Linked DNA regions of Homo sapiens: region 1 is linked to region 2. A link is a contact called in ENCODE Hi-C data. All regions are on one chromosome and are shown on one strand. The core of a region is the stretch at or near the end of the contact, and the rest is flanking DNA. Distances in the headings are between cores, read along the strand shown. Region 1 holds the start of GDPD1 (glycerophosphodiester phosphodiesterase domain containing 1). Region 2 holds the start of AKAP1-DT (AKAP1 divergent transcript).

Region 1 (5,206 bases), core at 218-2,717, 2.1 Mb after region 2:
ACCTCGACTAAAGGAATTTTTTTTTTTTTTTTTTTTTTTTTTTTTTTTTTTTTTTTTGAGACGGAGTCTCGCTCTGTCACCCAGGCTGGAGTGCAGTGGCGCCTTCTCGGCTCATTGCAACCTCTGCCTCCCGGGTCCAAGAGATTCTCCTGCCTCGGCCTCCTGAGTAGCTGGGATCACAGGCACACGCCACCACCCCTGGCAAATTTTTGTATTTTTAGTAGAGATGGAATTTCGCCATGTTGGCCAGGCTCCTGACTTCAAATGATCTGCCCGCCTCAGCCTCCCAAAGTGCTGGGATTACAGGCTTGAGCCACCGTGCCCAGCCACCCCCTATTTTCTTCTAATTTTCTTTTTATAGTTGAGATAGGGTCTTGCTCTGTCGCCCAGGCTGGGGTGCAGTGGTGCAGTCATAGCTCACTGCAGCCTCGATTTTCCAGGCTCAAGCAATACTCCCACTTCAGCCTCCCAAGTAGCGTGACTACAGGTGCACGCCACCACGCCGGGCTTATTTTGTTTTATTTTTTGTAGAGATGGGGTTTCGCCATGTTGCCCAGGCTGGTCTCGAACTCCCGGGCTCAAGCGATCCACCCTTCCTTCCCGGCCTCCCTAAGTGCTGGGATTACAGGCGTGGGCCACCGCGCCCGGCTGAATCAGGATTTTAAATATTCACTCTGCTTTTCTAGTCCTGTGGGAGATATGGTCTTCTCCGTAAAATTTCTCCCTCAGTCCTGGGTGATTTATTTCTTTTGCATTGAAGTGTGTGGCTTTTCGTGTGTTAGCAGTTTGTAATTTGTCGGGTAAAAGGAAAACTAGTAGGGCCTTCTGGAACTTAGTTATCTGTCTTTCTAGGACTTTTAGGTAATACCTTATAACCTTAACAAAGTTTCCTTATTTTATACGGACTTGTAAGTCAACAAATACTTCTACAGTGCCTATTGTGTACAAAGAATGAGGATTGCACTTTCACAATGAAATGAGGGAGGACAGGGGCCGATCTCTCAGATATTTGACTGATAAACCAGTACCTTTTCTAGTATATGCGACCATAGGGGAAATTCTCTCTAGGCTAGATAAACGGAGGAGTTTATTTAGTGTTTTAGCAAGCTTTATCGCCTCCATAGGTACAAATTATTTGCATTTTCTAGAGCAAGGGATAAGACGCGCCCTGGAATCTTTCCTTTTTGATGTGGATTTTCCAATTAGGAAAGGCTGCCCGTGAATAGTCTTTTCTGCTTGAGTGATGGCCAACACACTGGCAGGTTTGCAAGCTTTCTCTTCATGAGGGTCCGTCCACAGAGCTAGGTGACAAACGCTCAGTCCAGGATCTCTGCAGGTTCCTACACGGGAGCCGGAGAGCGCCTGCGCGTCGGAGCCTCTTTGTTGCTGGGGCGCTGGGGTCCAGCTGCGCGTGCGCAGTAGGCCGGCACCGACAAGTGCGCTGCACCAGTGGCACCGGCTGGGGGCGAGCCGACCTCGAGCAGCCGCCGCCGCCGCCGTCGTTGCTACTGCCGCAGCGGAGTTCAGAGGGCCCGGAGGTGGGAGACTTCCCACACGGTGACTGAGATGTCGTCCACTGCGGCTTTTTACCTTCTCTCTACGCTAGGAGGATACTTGGTGACCTCATTCTTGTTGCTTAAATACCCGACCTTGCTGCACCAGAGAAAGAAGCAGCGATTCCTCAGTAAACACATCTCTCACCGCGGAGGTGAGAGGGGTCCCCAGAACCCGATGACGGAGGTGGGGGAGGCTGAGGGTCCTTTGCGGCTCCGCAAAAGGCAGCCGGGTGCCAATCCCTGAGAGTTTGAGGAAGAATGGGGTTGTGTGAATTGAGGGCTCTTCCGGAGGTGAAGGCTGTGTGAAGGGAAGGTCTCCTGAGGGGAGGGAAGGAGAGGGATTCCCGGTCAGAGCCACGGCGGGGGTCTCTCGAGGGCAGCAGTGTGAGGGGTTCTCTGAAACGGGAAAGACACGGTCGAGAATGAAGGGTAGGTGGAGCGTTTCTCGGCGGATGGAAGGATGATCGCAAGGTCCCTTCCTAGCAGCAAGACACAAAGGGGGAGCGCCGTGCAGAACCGAGGGTACCCCGCGGGGGGCACCGGGAGCACACTGCTCCGAGCGAGCTAGTGGCTGAGTGGATGGGAAGAGCCGAGGCGACGAGGAGGGCTGGGGATTTGCATGAAGCTGGACGAGCTGTAACCCCTTGTCTGCGGTGCTGGGGGCCCGTCCCACCCCCACGTTCCGAGCACTCATAATTGAGAAGAGAGGGAAACCGAGTCCCCCGAGCCAGGGACATTTCCCAAGGTCACAATTAGAGCTAGGGCTGAACTGAGACAGGAGCTACAGCGTCCTGGTCCTCAGGGCTGGAAACCTTGCATCTTTTTTTTTTTTTTTTTGAACACTGCAATAAATAAATAAATAAATAAATAAATAAATAAACACGCAAAGACACGTGGATTTTCAACAGACTAAAAATGATTTCGTTTAGGACAGGACAGTATTGTTTAAAGAAAACAAAAATAAGTTTCTTTTGGAAAAGTGTTTTGCTAAAAGGAGCCCAGGTAGTCCACCCTCTAATTTCCCAGATAACAGGCCAAATCTTTGCTTCTTCATTATTGTGTAATAATGTGTCTTCATTGCATTTCAACTATGATGTATAAAGTGCGGTGAAATTGGATTATTTTCAATCAATTTTAACTGTTCTTTAAGGCTGAATCTTAAACCGGTTTAAAATTTGCTTGAAATTTAATACACACTTGAAATGATAATTTCTAGGAGTTTACAGTCTAAAACTTGGTGTAGTACCATAATCACTTTACTAACAAGTATTGGCCAAGGAAAAAGGTTTTGAAATATAAATACGGAAGTACATTATCATTCTTCTATATAATTTTATTAGTTAAGCATAGTTCTAATGAGTGACTTCAATAGTATTCTAGCCTTCCCACTCATGAAAAGCCTCAGAGGTTTTAAAGGGTGGTCAGCCAAATGCCTTGTTATTGTTTATTTGGGTTATCTGTTTTAATAGCTACCTGGTTAAACTGTAGGATGACATTTAACTACTAAGGTGCCTTCAACCATTGGAACCAGGGACCGACTTTTAGTATTCAAGTTGCTGTCACAGAAGCAATTTTCTTTTTTCTTTTTGTGTTTTTGTTTGTTTGTTTTTTTGTTTGTTTGTTTTGAGATGGAGTCTCGGTCTGTCACCCAGGCTGAAGTGCAGTGGCGCGATCTCGGCTCACTGCAAGCTCCTCCTCCCGGGTTCACGCCATTCTCCTGCCTCAGCCTCCCGAGTAGCTGGGACTACAGGCGCCCGCCACCACACCCAGTTAATTTTTTTTATTTTTAGTAGAGACGGGGTTTCACTGTCTGAGCCAGGATGGTCTCGATTTCCTGACCTCGTGATCCGCCCATCTCGGCCTCCCAAAGTGCTGGAATTACAGGCGTGAGCCACAGTGCCCAGCCTTTTTTTTTTTTTTTTTTTTTTTTTTGAGACAGAGTTTCCCTCTTGTCGCCCGGGCTACAGTGTAGTGGTGCCATCTTGGCTCACTGCAGCCTCTGCCTCCTGTGTTCAAGCGATTCTCCTGCCTCAGCCTCCCGAGTAGCTGGGATTACAGGCTCCCGCCACCACGCACAGCTAATTTTTGTATTTTTAGTGGAGACGAGGTTTCACCATGTTGGCCAGGCTGATCTCAAACTCCTGACCTCAGGTGATCCACCCGCCTTAGCCTCCCAAAGTGTTGGGATTACAGGCGTGAGACACTGCACCCTGCCAGAGGCAATTTTCAATGATAGTAGTCCTATTCTGGGGATAGGCAGTACACATTACTTTTTTGTTTGTTGTTTACCGATTTACAAAAAGTATGCTTACTAAAAACTCCAAAACAAAACAAAACCAGATCCTCTAAAAAGCTATCTAAACTGTCATTGTGAATGATCAAAATTTTATTTTAGAAGAAATACTTGTCGATCTTTGAAATTTTGCAACACTCTGCAGGTGAAAAAACCCAGCACTCCATAGGCGTTAAAGACTGTGTGCTAGATTATCACAACAAGTATCAAAGCCAGGATAAGCTAGACCTCAAATTTTCGTTTACTGTTGAAAATACTTTAAAACTATTTTCTTCCTAGATATTAGGTCATTTCAATATTACCTCTTATATAAAAATTTCCATTCATTATTTGTAAATGCGGCATCAGTATTTATATATTTAAAGATGTAATGGAACTTTTTGTGATAATCTTATTAAATATCTGCAGACTCAAAATCTGTTTTACCTATATAATGGTCCTATAAACACTGTGGTAAGTTCCCATGTCAGTGCTTCATATGCTTTTGTTGAATATGTACACTCAATACTCCAGTTGAATCCAGAGTGATAGAGGAGATAAAACACTTTGTAATTCAAGATACTACGTCTCTGGAAAATAAGAGACAATGTAACTAGGAAGGAATCACTCCATTGATTGCCTTTAATTTTTGTCTTCGACACGGATAATAGCAATCACTGGTCTCTCTGTGCAATTTGGGCTTATTCTCTACTGCCATAACTGCAAATACCTGATATTTACTTATTTTTCCCTATAAGTAAGGAAACAGTGATATTTCTTGTAAATTAGATATGTGACCATTGAAACATTAATCATGTTATGTGTATAAAGTATATGCAACTGAATTGACATAACCTAAAACTTGAATATCTACTCTATTTCTAGAATATTATGTCTACTGCAAAAACACATGTCTGTAATCCCAGCTATTCAAGAGGCCGAGGCAGGAGAATCACTTGAACCTGGGAGGCGGAGGTTGCAGTGAGCCGAGATGGTGCCACTGCACTCCAGCTCAGGCGACAGTGCGAGACTCCGTCAGGGCACTCCGAGGGGTTGAATCACAGATGGACAGATGGCTCTTTCTCTCTCCACCTTTTTTTTGAGACAAGTTCTCACTCTGTCACCCAGGCTGGAGGGCAGTGATGCAATCACTGCCATCATGATGAGCTTGACATCATTTAATTCTTAAAGACTTTCCTAATGAACTCAGATGTTAACAAATGTGATTTTTAAAATATTGCATACCGTGTCAACATATAGAAGACCAGCATGATTCAATGAATCAATAGTTTCCAAATGATTTATGCATGCTATTATAAAATCATGCATGGGTGAAAGATCATTCAAAGTTCAAGATGGGCCAATGGATTTTCACATA
Region 2 (5,724 bases), core at 1-2,500:
CTTTTTCCTGTGTTGTGCATCTGCTAGGAATACTCCTCCAACCCTTATGCCCGTATACAATTTGCAAGGCTGGTTCCTTCTCATCCAATGGGTCTCAGTTTAAATTTCATTTTAGGCCTTTTCTGACCACAGGACCTAAAACATTTGGGCTCTTTTTGGCCGGGCGCGGTGGCTCACGCCTGTAATCCCAGCACTTTGGGAGGCCAAGGCGGGCGGATCACGACGTCAGGAGATCGAAACCATCCTAGCTAACACGGTGAAACCCCATCTCTACTAAAAATACAAAAAATTAGCCGGGCGTGGTGGCAGGCGCCTGTAGTCCCAGCTACTCGGGAGGCTGAGGCAGGAGAATGGCGTGAACCTGGGAGGCGGAGCTTGCAGTGAGCCGAGATCGTGCCACTGCACTCCAGCCTGGGCGACAGAGCAAGACTCCGTCTCACAAAAAAAAAAAAATAAAAAATAGGGCTCTTTTTCTTTCTTTCCTATGTCAGTTTCCTATTTGTTTCCTTCCTGACATCTACCACACCATGCAATTGGGATTCATATATATATGAATTTGACTTAAATCTCATTAGGTATAGTAAATGGCATCTGTCATTTAAACTTGCATTTGATCACTAGTGAAGATTAAGCATTTTCCCAAGTAATTGTTAGTTCTTAGCATGATCTATTTTCTATATTTTGGCCAAACAAATGTTCATTTAAAGTCACTTTGTTTTAAGGATGACAGCAGGGCTGGACAGCCAAAACCCTACCCTCTCCATTTATTTTGGAGGAATTTATTTTCCCAAGGTCCTGGCAGAGATAGTGACTCACCGTGACTATCTCTGCAAAAATCATTCCAAAACCCACACCAATTCAGAGAAAAGTGCTTCATTTCGATAACATCGACTTGTGAAAACGAGCAAGAAAGTTGCATTTGAGTGGTACCAGGTTTCACCATTATGCAGTTATCGAGCAATTATTAATGGCCAACCCAATTATACGCTACAAGGAAATGACGGTCACAGGGAAGCTCAAAGCCCCGAAGCGAGGGAAGCCCTGCTCCTCACCGGCCCCTCCGCCTTTTCCAGGGCGCTCTCCGTCCCGAGGCAGGAGATGGCCTGGTTGACCCTTCGAGACAAGGCGGCAAAACCGGTGCTGGGCTTGCGGGGCAGGGAATCAAGGTTCCTCCGGTTGCTGTACCGTCCCGCCCGGCCCCTCTCCCGGGCACCGGAGAGATGACGGCTCTCTCGCGAGAGCGCGAGCAAGACCCGGCTCCGGGCGGCGGCGGGATGTTAGCCCAGCGCTGTAGACCGCGCCCCCTCTGGCGCAGCTGGGAGAGGCGCGGCGGAGGCACTGCCGGGAGCGGCCGGCGGCGCGCACGCGCAGGTGAGCGGGGCGGGCTCGGGAGCGCGCGGGCACAAGGGCGAGGGGCGGGGCCTGCGTCGCGCTGCGGGCACGTCGCCGCGCGTCTTCAGTATTTAATGTCTCTGTGTTCCACCCGCCTGGGCTAGCACGTGGGGGAGCTGCGGAAGCGCGGCGCTGCGGGCCGGGCCGCGGGGCACAGCCGGGGGCCGGCGGCGGCGCGCGGACTCCGCATCCCGCACCCCGATGGTAGCCGAGGAGCTGGTAGGTCGGGGGCAGCTGCGCCGGGGACCCCCTGCCGGAGACCCGAAGGCGGCGGGGTCGGGGCGATGGGGAGCCTGAGGTGCAGGTGCAGGGTGCGACGCGCCCTCCAGGTACCCCGGGGGCGGGACGCTCCGGACGCAGAGGTGTCCTGGGGGCTCTCGGCCGCCGCGCGCTGTCAGGCAGGCCCATCTTTCCCTCCCTCGTCTGCGCCCCCTCTCGTCCTTCCCCGCCGGTTGTCTGCCCGCGGGCTCCTGACAGATCGCGTGTGCGCGGCTCTGGGCGGCGCTCTGCGGCCGCGCCGTCCTCCCCACGCGCGTCACTGTCCTCGGGGGCGGGGGGCGAGGGCGCGACGCCCGGGTCGCCTCTCTGCACCTCAACTTAACCGGAGCGTGCACACCCGCCTGCGAGGCTGACCCGAGCGCGTCCCACCCAAGGTCGCCCAGCCCCGCGGGCGTTTACTTTTCAAAGGTCGTGTGTACACAGTCTGAGCCGGAGCTGCCCCTTCACTTCTGGAGCCTCGCCCAACTTCTCACCCTCGGCTCGCCCGCCGGCGCAGCCCCTGGGAGTTCCGTGCGGCGAGCCAGGGGAACTGGGAAGATGGGCCGGGACATCGGCCGGTTGTGATCCAACCGTGTTTCGGGCTGAGGGACCGTTCGAACCGAATTGGGGTCTGGAGGTCGGAGGCTCAGGGGCGTCTCGGGGGGAATTTGCATTCGTAGCCCCTGCAGGCGTGTCCGGAGGGGTGGAGGCCGTCCAGCCTGGGGTGTCTGCCGACCTCACGCCCGGGGGCCCCGACGGTCACGTGTCCGGCCCCGCCTGCGGCCCAGGGCCCGGGGTCTGCGATCTGGAGGGACCGCGCCAGTTTTGGGGTTACGATGTGCTAGGAGAGGCAGTGGCTGGATGCCTCGAACGCGGGCTTTCTGGCGTTCAACTCTTTTGTGCCCTAGCTGAAGGTCTTCCTGTTTCCCTTCCAGGGAGGGATAGGAGAAGAAAGGTGCTGATCGTGGTAGGCGGTGCTGTGGCGACTCGGAACGGCATGGGAGCCCTGGGCGTTTCGGGATCTTCCTCTCCTGGGGGATGTCCTGGGTGGCGGCGCCTTCCTGCCGCCGTTAACACAAACCCGGTGGACTTCGCTCCAGGTGCGAGTCGAGGCCTCTCAAGCTGGGTAGGGTGTATGCGCAGGGCAATTAGTGAGGTTAACCTGGGTATCTTTCCCCTACTGTAGTGCGCGTTACTTCGTGTTTAGATTTGTCTCCAGTGAAATCTAGGCTGCTGGACCTGGTGCAACAGTATCTGTTAGTTACTGATCAAGGAACACCGTTCACAAAAAGCTATTAATTCTGGCAACTAGTAGCCTTACAAGCTCTTGTAACTGCTAAGTCCTTCCCAAATTAGTACCTTTTTTTTTTTTAACTCTTTATTTAGAAAGCAAAGCTTGGACTCTTAGCACCACCCATCCACTTTGCTCTTAAAGGTACAGAACATCTTTGAAATGAAGAAGGCTGCCTGACTTGATCATTTATATAATTCCTCTGATCTTGGCATTGAAGTGGTTCACCTGCTGATTATTTAAGACCCTGAGCACTGGAAGCAAGTGAAGTTATGTTTTGGGAACCTTTTGACTTGTGTTGAACTTTTCTTTAACCTCTAACTAGTTTTGTAGGTTCTGCATAATTCTTGGGTGTATTCTCTTTGAAATATGGCCCTAGGTTAGAGGAGGTCCTCTGGATCCTACAGGCATGCAAATCACTAAAGCTTGAGTCCATTACTGGATTAATAGGCTCTGTCTTCATGCATGTTGTCAGATGATGGCTCAGAACTTGCAGGTAACAGATCCTAGCCAATGAGTGAGACAGGTCTAATGGATTTGTGTCTAGGTCTAGTTCCTTGTAGGAATATCTCTCCCATCTCCCAGTTGTTTCTAGGAAATGCATTCTCACTTGGCCACTGCAGGGTGACAGTGGAGGTGTCTGTTGTAAGTGGCCTGCTCAGGTGCTGAAGTCGATATGTCTCCAGTGTAAGGTTGCTGAACATCAATATTTAAAAGCAATTTATCTTGCTGCCTGGTAACCCAAATTATTCTTGAGCTTTGGACATAGGCTGGGTTGCAGCCATATTTTAGGGGAAGGCTGGTGTTAGCCTCTACAGTATTCCCTTTTCCTGTCCTAAAGACAAATGGAGATCATATTTGTGATACTGGGGACTGTGATAGGTGCTTAAGCATTGCTCTTCCCCTCTCCTCCCTGAACAATCCCTGAGACTGACTTTGTTTCTCTTGAATTACTTGAGTGACTTGAATTCTATTAAAAGCACCCCTCTCCTTAGCCTCTGACCCAGAAGCTTGTTTGGGAGGAAAAACGAATTGGTTTCCCTAAGCTTTGCTGGCTAGCCTCCTGCTCCCAGCCTGCAACATGACTTGATTGTGTGTGCATTTCAGGGCTTTGAAGAGCAGGCAGCTTGTAGCCAATGTACCCAGAGAGCTGGCCGTAGAGTTCCCCTAGGTCACTCCTTCCTAATCTTCCCTGTGAGTCTGAATGATTGGGCCTTTCTGTAGCTTGGTCTGTTTTCCTATTGTGGGGAAGTCAGTTGTTTCAGGTATGAGTTAATACCTTCAGCTTGTCATTCTCAGGCGTTTTCTTCCACTATGGGGAGGTAGTAGATCCTGTGGGCATCTTGTCCCATTGAAATCATCTCATATACTGTTTGAGAGTTGCTCATCTTTATGGTGGGGGGTGTATTTTAGTCCTAAATCTTGCTTCTTAGGGCAAGTTCTGTTTCTTCCATGTTCCTTCCTGGTGTAATACCTCAGGCAGTTTTCACTTTTATGATCATTTAACATTAAGTTCCCATCACATGTGGCATCCCACTGAAGGAACCTCCTGGCCTTGGTACCTAATTTGAAGCTTGGGCTGTGGAAAACATCATCAGTGAGCATGTTTGAAGTAGGACAGAGTCTGGCTGGAGAAACAGGTAGTGGGGGAGCTGGGAGCTAAACTTGAGAGGATGCCTCTTTCTTGATAGTTACTGTGCTAGGTGAGTTATGAGCACACTAATCCTTTAATCCTCACACCTCTGAGAACAGTGAGGGTGAAGCTGGAGGTCATTCTGGATTGTTTCAGTGGCTGTCACACAAATTCAAATTGAGGGGTAGAGGAACTAGGAAGCGTGGGTGTGGAGTTAAAACTAGGTCCTCTGGATGGCTTTTGTGAGAAGAACCAAGGAATATTCTTAAATCCCTGGGCTTTTCTCCTAATCTTTCTGCTGCTTTCTAAGTAGATTGTTAACATTGTGTGTGTTATCATTCAGCATTCTGAGAACTAGCTTTCCAGCAATAAATAGCTTTCAAGGTGTCCTTTGCCTTAACTTTTTCATTTTACTAAATGGTGCAGCCTTGTCCACATTCTGTCCGGGTCTTCACCATCTGGTTGTTTTTCCGGCTTGGTTTGATAGTTTGCAGCAGTCAGTGGTAAACATTGTGTTCCCTGTTCTGTAATGGTGGCTGGTTGTGTTCACCGAGCCAGGTGTCACTAAGGCCCAGTTGCACTTGGGAGCAAAGAAGGGCCCTGAGGTGAGTCCTGGAAGTAAAAATATGTATAACCTAGGGCTGATGAGGCTTGTTTCACTGCTGGGCTTAGCTGACAAGAGCCTGGGACTTGCTGCAGCTCTCAGAGCTGAAACCTGGCGGTGATTCTAGGCAGGCTGGTTGGCCTTCCAGATCTTGGTTTATTCAGTGGCTAAAAGAGGTTTGGTCAAAATTATCAGTATTCAGATTATGGTCCTGGGAGCCTTGGAGTTAGACCAAACGTGCCCAGGGGCCACTGGAGTGATGTGTTTGGGCTGGGGAGCACAGCTCAATGGGTAGTACATGTCAAAGACTTAAGGGGAAAAAAAACAACTCACTGTTCATCTCAAGTTCTTAGCTCTAAGGTGTGCTACTGTTCTAAATATTTTTTATTTTTAAAGATAGCTTTATTTGCCTAAATTTGTCCTGGGTGTGGGGAGTTTAGAGCTGCCTTGTCTGTAGGGTAGCTGCTAGCTGTGTGACTAATTAAACTTTTCAAAGTATTTTTAAAAAAATTTCTTAGTGACATTAGCCACATTTCAGGTTCTCAG

What was found. A loop is a pair of places that touch in the nucleus more often than their neighbours do. Pooled maps may share reads with other maps.
Region 1: a pooled map shows a loop between it and region 2 (4-fold over the local background). The contact joins the promoter of GDPD1 here to the promoter of AKAP1-DT in region 2. A Hi-C loop is called at or near these places in 4 of 50 pooled maps.

The regions. Positions count from the first base shown.
Region 1 is chr17:59,219,044-59,224,249 of GRCh38, forward strand. It overlaps GDPD1 (glycerophosphodiester phosphodiesterase domain containing 1), which reads left to right and starts at 1,468. Exons shown (of 10, transcript NM_182569.4): 1 at 1,468-1,708. The coding sequence starts at 1,567. RefSeq lists an enhancer at 1,494-2,044.
Region 2 is chr17:57,083,788-57,089,511 of GRCh38, forward strand. It overlaps AKAP1-DT (AKAP1 divergent transcript), which reads right to left and starts at 1,251. Exons shown (of 3, transcript NR_186437.1): 1 at 1,053-1,251. AKAP1 (A-kinase anchoring protein 1) reads left to right here and starts at 1,459. Exons shown (of 11, transcript NM_003488.4): 1 at 1,459-1,611. RefSeq lists enhancers at 916-995, 2,035-2,537 and silencers at 1,216-1,795, 1,836-2,135, 2,416-2,505.